2 separate regions of the Homo sapiens genome follow, and region 1 is linked to region 2. A link is an interaction called in ENCODE POLR2A ChIA-PET data of the cell type or tissue named here. Cell type or tissue: K562. All regions are shown on one strand. Each heading gives the region's core, and the rest is flanking DNA. Links, peaks and the distances in the headings are about the cores only. Region 1 overlaps YPEL1 (yippee like 1). Region 2 has its middle 97 kb from the start of TOP3B.

Region 1 (5,376 bases), core at 308-5,307, 350 kb after region 2:
AGGCTTGAGCTGCTATACCTCACCATAAAGCTATTTTCTTTAGGTTGAGAGCAGTGTTCCTCTAACATCTGTTCTTGATTCTTGCCTGTCTTCACTAAGTTCCACCAGCACCTGTGTCAAGGGGCAGGGATGCAGGAAAAGGGAAAGAGGCTACCCTATAGGTTTTTTCCTTTTTTCTTTCTTTTTTTGTTGGTTTGTTTTGGTTTGTTTATTTCAACAAACAAATTGGTTTTTTGAGACAAGGTCTCATTCTGTCACCCAGGCTGGAGTATAATGGCACTGTCTCCACTCACTGCAGCCTCAACCTCCTAGGTTCAAGCCATCCACCTGCCTTCTGAGTAGCTGGAAACACAGGCACACACCACCATACCCAGCTAATTTTTTGATTTTTCTGTAGAGACAGGATCTCACTCTGTTGCTGGTCTCAAACTCCTGAGCTGAAGCGATCCTCCCCCCTTGCCTCCCAAAGTGCTGAGATTATAGGTGTGAGCCACCACCCCCAGTTAGTTTTGTTTTGTTACTTTATTTGTTTATTTTTTGAGACAGAGTCTCGCTCTGTCTCACCCAGGCTGGAGTGCAGTGGCATGATCTCGGCTCACTGCAGCCTCCACCTCCAGGGTTAAGCGATTCTCCTGTCTCAGCCTCCCGAGTAGCTGGGATTACAGGCATGTGCCACCACACCCAGCTAATTTTGTATTTTTAGTAGAGACAGGGTTTCACCATGTTGCCCAGGCTGGTCTCAAACTCTTGACCTCAGATGATCTGCCACCCCTCAGCCTCCCAAAGTGGTGGGATTACAGGTGTAAGCCACAGTGCCCAGCCTTGTTTTGTTATATTAGAGAGACAGAGTCTTGCTTTGTCACTCAAGCCTGGGGTACAGTGGCACAATCATAGCTCACTGCAGCCTCAACCTCTTGGGCTCAAGCAATCCTACAGCCTCAGCCTTCTGAGTAGCTGGGACTGTGGGTGTGCACCACCATGCCCAGCTATATAAAAAAAAAATTTTTTTTGGTAGATATGAGGTTTGGGGTTCTCACTGTGTTGCCCAGGTTGATCTCAAACTCCTGGCCTCAAGTGATCCTCCAGTCTCAGCCTCCCGATGTGTTGGGATTTACAGGTGTGAGCCCAGCCTACCTTGCAGTTTGTTTGTTTGTTTTTGTTGTTGTTGTTATTTTTGAGACAGAGTCCCACTCTGTCGCCAGGCTGGAGTGCAGTGGCGTGATCTCGGCTCAGTGCAGCCTCCGCCTCCCGGGTTCAAGCGATTCTCCTGTCTCAGCCTCCTGAGTAGCTGGGACTACAGGCACCCGCCACAACAGCCAGCTAATTTTTGTATTTTTAATAGAGACGGGGTTTCACCAGGTTGGCCAGGATGGCCTCAATCTCCTGACCTCAAGTGATCCGCCTGCCTCGGCCTCCCAAAGTGCTGGGATTACAGGCGTGAGCCACCGCGCCTGGCCAACCCTGTAGTTTTAACATATTTGTCTCCATGGAAGACTAATAAACAAAATTGTTTTGAATATGAAGAAGCAATAGAAGCCCCCCTGCTTTCAAACTGTTCTGTGATGCTTTTCATTAGAGTTAAATGAAGTTGACGTAAATGTTTTTAAGTAGTTAGATCTAATAATCAGTGAAAGCTCTAGGGAGTGGGAATTTTGACAAGAGATTTGAGCGGAGGTTGAAGAAAGTTCTCAATAGCCAAGACATAGAGGGCTAAGGGTTTTTGGAGCAAGCAGTGCGAGATAGATTCAGGAAAGAAGTCAAGAGGGTGAAATCGATTCCGCCAGCAAATGCCAGGACGTTACACCTGCTATACAGATGCTGAGTACCAAAAACCTGTTGGCAGGTGAGAGTAAAATGGAAATCCTGGAGCCAACCACTGTTGCCCACACCCCAGAAAGGGGTTAGGAGCCGTTATTCACCCCATTGCTCAGTAGGCCCTCTGGCACCTGCAGGGCCTTGGGCCGGGGCCGGGATTCCTGGTGGGGCTTGTGAGGTGCTTGCTGAGCCCCTGCCGTCCTGTAACAGTGACACATGCTCCTGCCGTAAGGCCCTGGTCAGACACCTAAACTGTGCCCAAGGATCATCCCCCTTAACATCTCATGTGACTCTGACTGCCCTGTAAATTGCACGTTACCCCACTTTACAAAGAAGGTAGCAGAACTTGGCTTCAGGTCCCAGAGCCAACAAACACGTGGCACATTTTGCATCAAAGCCTGGGAAGCCTCTCAAAGCAAGTCAGACCCTCTTTCACCTTTGTCCTGGGGGTGATGACATCCCTGTTGCCAAACCTCACCTACTCCCTCCCTCGTGGTGCCACCTGCCTTCTCAGCAGCATTGGCATATACCCCCGCCACCCAAACGCTTCCCCCTCACCTTTTCTGGTTCCTCTTTGTGTATCTGTTTTTTTTTTTTTTTTTCCCCCCTTCTCTTGCCCCAAGACAGGGCCTTTAATGTCTGATGAGACTTTATTTAGCATGAGGGTAAATAAAGTAGTTTTTAAGATTCTCAACCTCTTTTCTTCTATCTCAATCCAGTCTTCTGGGTGTGGTACCCACTCTTTCAACCTAACAAGGCTAGTGTTGCACATAGTTCCTACACCTCCCCTTTTCTTTCTTTTTTTTTTTTGACACAGGGTCTCACTCTGTCATCCAGGCTGGAGTGCAGTGGCGATCACCTCAGCCTCCCGAGTAGCTGGGACGACAGGCACGTGCCACCACACCTGGTTAATTTTTAAATTTTTTTTTAGAGACGGGTTTTCGCCATGTTGCCCAGGCTGGTCTCGAACTCCTGACCTCAGATGATCCTCCCACCTTGGCCTCTTAAAGTGCTGGGATTACAGGCATGAGTCACCATGCACAGCCCCCTCTTCTTGTTGTTAGCAAGAAAGCACCTCTACTGGGATGTGTCCCAGGGCCTTGGTTGTGGGAAACTTTGTTACTAATGGTAGAAAAAAAAATGTAGTACAGGTTCTTTGAAAAGAAGCGCTCAGTACAAGCACATTATCAGTAGTCTCAGGAGAGGTGGTAGAGGTAGTACTTGAGCACAGGTGGGAGGAGAGATGGAGGAGAGAGCCTGGAGGGCCGAGGCACCTGGGGCCACTGGGCAATGGAGGAGCCAGGCCCCTTGGGTTCCCCAGAGAGCAGGGGCTGGTGGGGAGTCTACAGAGGGCCATGGAGCTTTGTCTCAGGGCAGCCATATAGGTGGTTTGATGCTGTCAGTGAGTCCCATTGTGCACCTAGGCTGCAGTTCCTGAAATGTGGAGGGGAGCTTTTCCTCCTGTAATGCAAGTAGGGAGGAAGTGGATGTGTGTGGATGGAAGCTGGAATTGCCAAAGGCAAATTGTACCCATGCTGTTGCCCTTTGTTGTAAATTTTTCCAGACCTTTCCACACCTGTGACTTCATGTACTATGTGAGAGTTTGAATAGTCAGTGTGGGCCAGATGCTGTAGCTCACGCCTGTAATCCCAACACTTTGGGAGGCCAAGGCGGGTGGATCACTTGAGGTCAGGAGTTCAAGGCAAGCCTGGCCAACATGGTGAAACCCCATCTCTACTAAAAATACAAACTTAGCCAGGCATGGTGGGAGGTGCCTGTAGTCCCAGCTATTTGGGAGACTGAGGCACAAGAATTGCTTGAATCCAGGAGGCGGAGGCTGCAGTGAGCCAAGATCGTGCTACTGCACTCCAGCCTGGGAGACAGAGCGAGACTCTGGAAGCCCCATGATGGAAATGTCCCTGATGTGTGTTTATCAGTGCATTTGGCCAGTCTCTTTTGGTTAAACTTTGTTGTTGTTGTTGCTTTTGTTGAGAAGGAGTCTCGCTCTGTTGCCCAGGCTGGAGTACAGTGGCACAATCTTGGCTCACCACAACCTCTGCCTCCCGGGTTCAAGCAGTTCTCCCGCCTCAGCCTCCCTAGTAGCTGAGACTAAAGGTGCCCACCACCACACCGAGCTAATTTTTGTATTTTTAGTAGAGACGAGGTTTCACCATGTTGGTTGGCCAGGCTGGTCTCGATCTCCAGACCTCAGGTGATCTGCCCATCTCGGCCTCCTAAAGTGCTGGGATTACAGATGTGAGCCACCGTGCTAGCCTCTATTGGTTAAACTTGAGGTGGTTTCTAATCTTTTATTACAGGCAGTATTATTATAGGATGATATTTTGTTATTTCAGGTAATAACTGCTTTTATCCAGTTATTTTGCACATGTGCATCAGCCAAAGGTGAACTCCCCAGATGAACCCCCATCCAGGGCTGTGCTCCTAGGAATGTTGTGGGTGTTGCCAAATGGCTGGATCACAGAGCACCTTCACCAGTGGTGTTGTCAACTTCTTAAATTTTTAAATTTAATTTATTATTTGTAGAGACTGTCTCGCTCTGTCGCCCAGCCTGGAGTGCAGTGGTGTGATCATGGCTCACAGCAACCTTGACCTCCTGGCCTCAAGTGATCCTCCCATCTCAGCCTCCCAAGTAGCTGGGACTACAGGTGCACACCCAGCTCATTTTTTTTTTTTTTTTTAGAGATGGGGGTCTTGCTGTGTTGGCCAGGCTGATCTTGAACTCCTGGCCTCAAGTAATCTTCCCACCTTGGCCTCCCAAAACACTGGGATTACAGGCATGGGCCACCCCTGACCTTATCAACTTTTTTTTTGAGATAAGATCGTACTCTGTCACCAATGCTGGAGTGCAGTGGTGTGATCTCGGCTCACTGCAACCTCTCCCTCCTGGGCCTAAGTGATTCTCCTGCCTTAGCCTTCCAAGTAGCTGGCACCACAGTCATGCACCACCATGCCCGGCTAATTTTTTTTTTTTTTCTTCAGGATGGAGTTTTGCTCTTGTTGCCCAGGCTGGAGTACAATGGCGCAATCTCAGCTAACTGCAATCTCTGCCTCCTGGGTTCAAGCAATTCTCCTGCCTCAGCCTCCCAAGTAGCTGGCATTACAGGCACACACCACCATGCCCGGCTAATTTTTGTATTTTTAGTAGAGATGGGGTTTCACCATGTTGGCCAGGCTGGTCTAGAACTCCTGACTTCAGGTGATCCACCCGCCTCGGCCTCCCAAAGTGCTGGGATTACAGGCGTGAGCCAGTGTGCCTGGGCTTTTGTATTTTTTTGTAGAGACGGGGTTTCACCATGTTGCCCAAGCTGGTCTCAAACTCCTGGACTCAAGCGATGCACCCACCTTGGGTTCCCAAAGTGCTGGGATTACAGGTGTGAGCCACCACGCCTGGCCTAACTTTTAAAAAAATCATTGCCAACCTGCTAAGTGTTAGACAGTATGAGTGTGCCTTCAGAGTTGAACATCTACTTGCATGTTCCACCTTGGACACCGTGGTCCAAGGTGGGGAGACTCTGGCTTTGAATCCAGCTTCACAGGTCA
Region 2 (5,376 bases), core at 263-5,262:
GAGTTGATTCCATGTTATTGCTATTGTGAATACTGCTGCAACAAACGAATGAGTTCAGATATCTTTTTGGTAGAATTATTTATATTCTTCTGTGTACACACCTAGATTCCTGGGTCCAGTGGTAGTTTTTTTTTTTTTTTTTTTTTTTTTGAGAAATCTCCAAACTGCTTTCCACAGAAGCTGTACTAATTTACATCCCCACCAACAATGTATAAGCATTCCTTTTTTTCTGTATTCTTGCCAGCATCTGTTATTTTTAGACTTTTTAATAATACCCATTCTCACTGGTATGAGATGATATCCCATGTGGTTTTGATTTGCACCTCTCTGATAAGTGAAGTTCTGCATGTTTTCATGTTTGCTGGCTGCTTTTTTGTCTTCTTTTGAGAAGTGACCATGTCCTTTGTCCACTTTTTAATGGAGTTAAATTTTTTTGTTGACTTAGCTTTCTTATAGATTCTGGATATTAGTCCTTTGTTAGATGCATAGTTTGCAAATATTTTTCCCATTGCGTAGGCTGTCTGTTTACTCTGATGAGAGTTTCTTTTGCCATGCAGGAGCTCCTTAGTTTTATCTGGTTCTGATTGTCAAGTTTTTTGTTGCAATTTCTTTTGATGATTAGACATACATTATTTGCCCACACCAATGTCCACAAGAGTATTTTCCAACTTTTCTTCTAAGATTTTAATAGTTGGAGGTCTTACATTTAAGTCTTCATTCATCTGGAATTAATTTTTTATATGGTAAGAGGTAGGGGTCCAGTTTTACTTTTCTGCATTGTAGGCCAGTTTTCTCAGCATCATTTATTGAATAGGGTATCCTTTACACATCGTTTATTTTTATCAATTTTTGAAGATCAGTTTGTTGTAGGTGTGTGTAAAGCCAAAGGATTTTAAGAGATGGGCAATATTGAGGATAAAAGAATGGAGTATATTCATAAACGTCTGCTCTTATAATAATCCTTTAAAACCAAAAAAATACAAGTGAAGTTCTACAGAACATGAGAGTTACCTAGACATAAACATTTCTAGCTCTTCTGAGGCACGGCCACATTTGTCAGCGCTGATTGTATTTATTGAAAACTTAAGATGTCAATAATCTTGTGTCAACTACACAGGGTCCTTAATGTTTTCTCACTTAGCTGCTGCTCACCCATACCCCTCACAGGTCCCGAGATCCCAGCTGTGGTCCCTGTCTCCCCACACTCCATTCCTCAGCACCTCCCACTTCTGAACCATGCAGACATGACCTTTCACCGTTTGCGTGTTCCGCCCATGTCCAGGACTCCACAGCCTAATGTTTGTGTCAAAACCAGAGCCTCATATGGCCCTGCCTGGACCCTCACTTCCTCTTAGTTCACTTTATGTTGCAGCAGGTGAATTTTACAACCTTAATCAGTCGCTGCATCTTTGTCGTCAACTCCTCTAAGTCTGCTCACCCCACCTCACCAAAACACACCTCTCTTCATTTTCCTAAAACATGTCATATTCCTATTGATACATTTACTGATGTGTTCTGTTTTCCCCTAAATAGCATCAGTTCCTGGAGGACAGGGACCATCCTGTCTTATCCACGCTGTACCCTGAGCACCAAGAACACATCCAGAATCTGCACATAGTAGGAGCTCAGAGGAATGGAGTGACCAGGTGGCCTCTGCAGCATCACCTCTCCTGGGTCAGACACAGATGGACTCTGGGTCCCTGGACCCCTGATCCTTTGTTACAAATTATATTGCATCCACCCCGAATTTTTTTTTTTTTTTGAGATGGAGTCTTGCTCTGTCACACAGGCTGGAGTGCAGTGGGTGATCTTGGCTCACTGCAGCCTCTACCTCCTGGTTCCAGTGATTCTCCTGCCTCAGCCTCCCGAGTAGCTGGGACTACAGGCATGTACCACCATGCTCAGCTAATTTTTTGTATTTTTAGTAAAGATGGAGTTTCACCGTGTTAGCCAGGATGGTCTCAATCTCCTGACCTCGTGATCCACCCACCTCAGCCTCCCAAAGTGCTGGGATTAACAGAAGTGAGCCACCGAGCCTGGCCCCCTGATTTTTTATGTTATAACTAAGTTACCAATTTGTCTGTATTGGGAGATCTGGACACTAAGATTATTAAGATTCAATGAAGTCATAGGAATGAGTCTCTAATCCAAAAGGACTAAAGACTTCATAAGAAATGTGTACAAAAACCACATGCAGACCTGGGGGTGGCCATGTGAGGACACAGTGAGAAAAGAGCCATCTGGAAGCAAAGGAAAGAGGGCAAAGAGAAAACCAAACGGGGTGGCACCTTCATCTGGTCCTTTCAGACTCCAGAACAGTGAGACAGTACATATCTGTTGGTGAAGACTCCAGTCTGTGGTGTGTTGTTGTGGAAGCCCCAGCCGACTGATTCACCCATATGTACTCCACCACAGGGCAGCTGGCCTCTGGCATTCAGTACCAGCTGCTACCTCTGAGAAAAGAGCACATGGTATTGTTGCCAAAGAGTGAATTTGGGGCAGATATTGAGAGGGTGAGGACACATTCCCTAGAAAAATTACCCTGAAGAAGTTCTCAGGCCCCAGTTTTAGGACAAACAAGTGAGAGAACACATTGACTTAGCTGCAGAGTAGGGGGTGCATGGGAGAGCTTCATGGCTGGGCACACTGTGTGTTTTGGTCTGACTTACTTCAACCCGGAGCACTGTGAAAGCACTCAGGCTGTTTTTGTAGAATTGGCAGTGATAATCAGCCTCATCTTCAGGCTGTAGCACAGTGATGGTCACAAAAATGGAGTTGCCAGACTTGAAGCCAGAGAATTGTCAGGGACCCACAGGTGTCACCAATTGTTTTTATAGATGAGGAGTTTGGGGGTCATTCCTTGGAGCTGCTGGAACCAGTGTACATCACACCAATAACCAAAGTGGAGCTGCTTCCAGTGCAGGAGATGGTGACCCTCTGGCCCAGAGCCCCAGGGACTGAGGGTGACTGAATCAGCGCAGATGGGACCCAAGGCCCTGAAAGTGGGAAAGACACAGACATGGTGATTCTGGGTCTATAAATAAGAGGAGAAAGCAGCTCTCCATGGGCTCCCCAGGGCCCCTTCCGTGGCCCCATGTCCAGTCACCTGTGCAGTGAATAAAGGGGGTGAGCAGGAAATGGGACCAGGCCATTCTTGAGATTGTCCTGAGTCCTGCCTTTTTGCCCCACAGTTGAAGTAAAGCTTTTCCCAACTCTCTCCTTTTCTCTCTTTATACTCTGAGGCAGGGAGGATCTCCTCATGCAAATGGGAACTTTTCTGATCCCACCCTGAGCTCTGGATCAGACTCTTCTGCCTGAGGGCGCCATAGGGATAAGTATGAGTAGTGCTGTGAGCCGTTCAGGGGTGAGGAGATCACAGCTGTGAGCCCTGAACAGAGAGCACCAGACAGGGGAAGTGGCTGGTCTCAGCTCCGAACACCCCCAGACCCTCAGGAACAGGCTCCAAGTGCCTTCTGCTGTCCATGCCTAGACACACCACTTTATAATACGCTAACCATTTATGTTTAGTATTATTGTGGAAGTAAAATAAACTCCAATTACCTTCAGAAATAGGGTATTTTTGTATATATAATATTTTTTGAAACAAAAATAGTTGAAGCTGTCCAAGTTCAATTTCAAATACTGTAGAGACTTCATCTTGAGTGTGACGTTGGAAATGAATATATAATTCACTAATACCCTAGGATCTCCTGCTGTTCATTTACACGGGAGCAGCAGGCACTGAGGACACCATACACCCAGTCTGTGCAGTGACTGGGGCTGATTATGGATCGGTGTCCACTGGGGATATACTGTCCCTCAGTTCTTTGTTTGTTTGTCTGTTTTTGTGTTTTTGAGACAGAGTCTTGCTCTGTCGCCCAGGCTGAAGTGCAGTGGCACAATCTCGGCTCACTGCAACCTCTTCCTCCCAGGTTCATGCTATTCTCCTGCCTCAGCCTCCCAAGTAGCTGGGACTACAGGTGCCCCCCAACCATGTCCGGCTAATTTTTTGTATTTTTAGTAGAGACAGGGTCTCACCGTGTTAGCCAGGATGGTCTCGATCTCCTGACCTCGTGTTCTGCCCGCCTCGGCCTGCCAAAGTGCTGGGATTACAGGTGTGAGCCACCGCGCCCAGCCTACTGTCCCTCAGTTGTGTATCTCCCAGAATGCACTGTGCCACACCAGCCTATTGTGACCCTCAGTGGAGACCCATGAATTTAACTCAATGTCATCTGTCTGCAGCGGGTGCAAAGCCTGCAGGTTTTCAGGTGTAGGGATACCAGCAAAGGATTAGATTTCAGAGCCAGATGGGGACTTGTTCTAAATTACTCTTACTGTCTCTCAAATCAACACATTTTAGTCTCCTCAAATTCTGTTATTGCATTTAGGTGGCATTACTTTCAACTAGCACACATGAGAGTTTTTGTATAAAATATGTTGTTTATTTTACAAAAGCATATAAAATAGAAATGTTGAACAGTAACTACAAGAGATATCATAGATCAACAGTATAAACACACATAAACATTTAACATTTATGTTTGATTCCTTTCCTTCAAATTTTGTGTTCCTTCAACATAACAGTTTTATAATAACACTTTCTATAGAGAAAGAAGGAAAATAAATCAAATGGAAATATCACACATTGTTTCGCCGTCATCTGCCCAGGTTAGTGCTGGATGCCATACAGCATGTGCTTGTAGTATATAGCTTCCAGCCCTGCACCGTTACGGCCAGGCTCCAGGAGAGTCAGCTCAGTAGGAGGTAGGAGAGATTCCAGAAGCCAGTCTACATGAGATTGTTCTGGGAACAGAAATATTCATATAAATGACAAATCATATTTTTAGCAAACTTATACTTGTATTCCTACCAACTACTGGCTATTGTTTGAAGTCAAGTCACACTTTTTAGCACTGATATAAATATGATTTTGAATGTTCTTGGATTTAGTACAGCCACTATGGAGAACGATTGGAGGTTCCTCAAAAAACCTAAAAATAGGGCTACCATATGATCCAGCAATTTCACTGCTGGATACATATCCAAAATAAAGAAAATCAGTATATCAGAGAAATAGCTGCACTCCTATGTTTGCTGCAGCACTGTTTAGCTAAGATTTGGAAGCAATCTAAGTGTCCATCAACAGATGAATGCATAAAAAATGTGGTAAATACACACGATGGAGTACTATTCAGCCATAAAATAGAATAAGAGTCTGTCATTTGCAACAACAGGGATGGAACTGGAGATCATTATATTAAGTGTAATAAGCCAGGCCCAGAAAGGCAAACATCACATATTCTCACTTTTTTATGGAATCTAAAAATCAAAACATTTGAAACTCATGTACATAGAAAGTAGAATAATGGTTACCAG

What was found. Peaks named below come from ENCODE experiments on the same cell type or tissue, not always from the same donor. Only the 100,000 strongest peaks of a DNase experiment are listed, where the experiment ranks them.
Region 1: POLR2A ChIA-PET joins it to region 2 with 5 read pairs; 1 of 35 experiments calls an interaction of 5 or more read pairs at or near these places.

Annotation. Positions count from the first base shown.
Region 1 is chr22:21,728,581-21,733,956 of GRCh38, reverse strand. All of the region lies in intron 1 of YPEL1 (yippee like 1), which reads left to right. Among named protein-coding and RNA genes, the nearest start is that of YPEL1, 4.5 kb to the left of the region's middle. RefSeq lists a silencer at 3,763-3,950. In K562, for the core only: no CTCF peak of the experiment used is centred there; DNase peaks (open chromatin) are centred at 2,216, 2,941 and 3,153; H3K27me3 peaks cover 4,064 bases.
Region 2 is chr22:22,077,546-22,082,921 of GRCh38, reverse strand. It overlaps IGL and the pseudogene IGLVI-63. Among named protein-coding and RNA genes, the nearest start is that of TOP3B, 97 kb to the right of the region's middle. In K562, for the core only: no CTCF peak of the experiment used is centred there; DNase peaks (open chromatin) are centred at 3,082 and 3,318; H3K27me3 peaks cover 2,419 bases.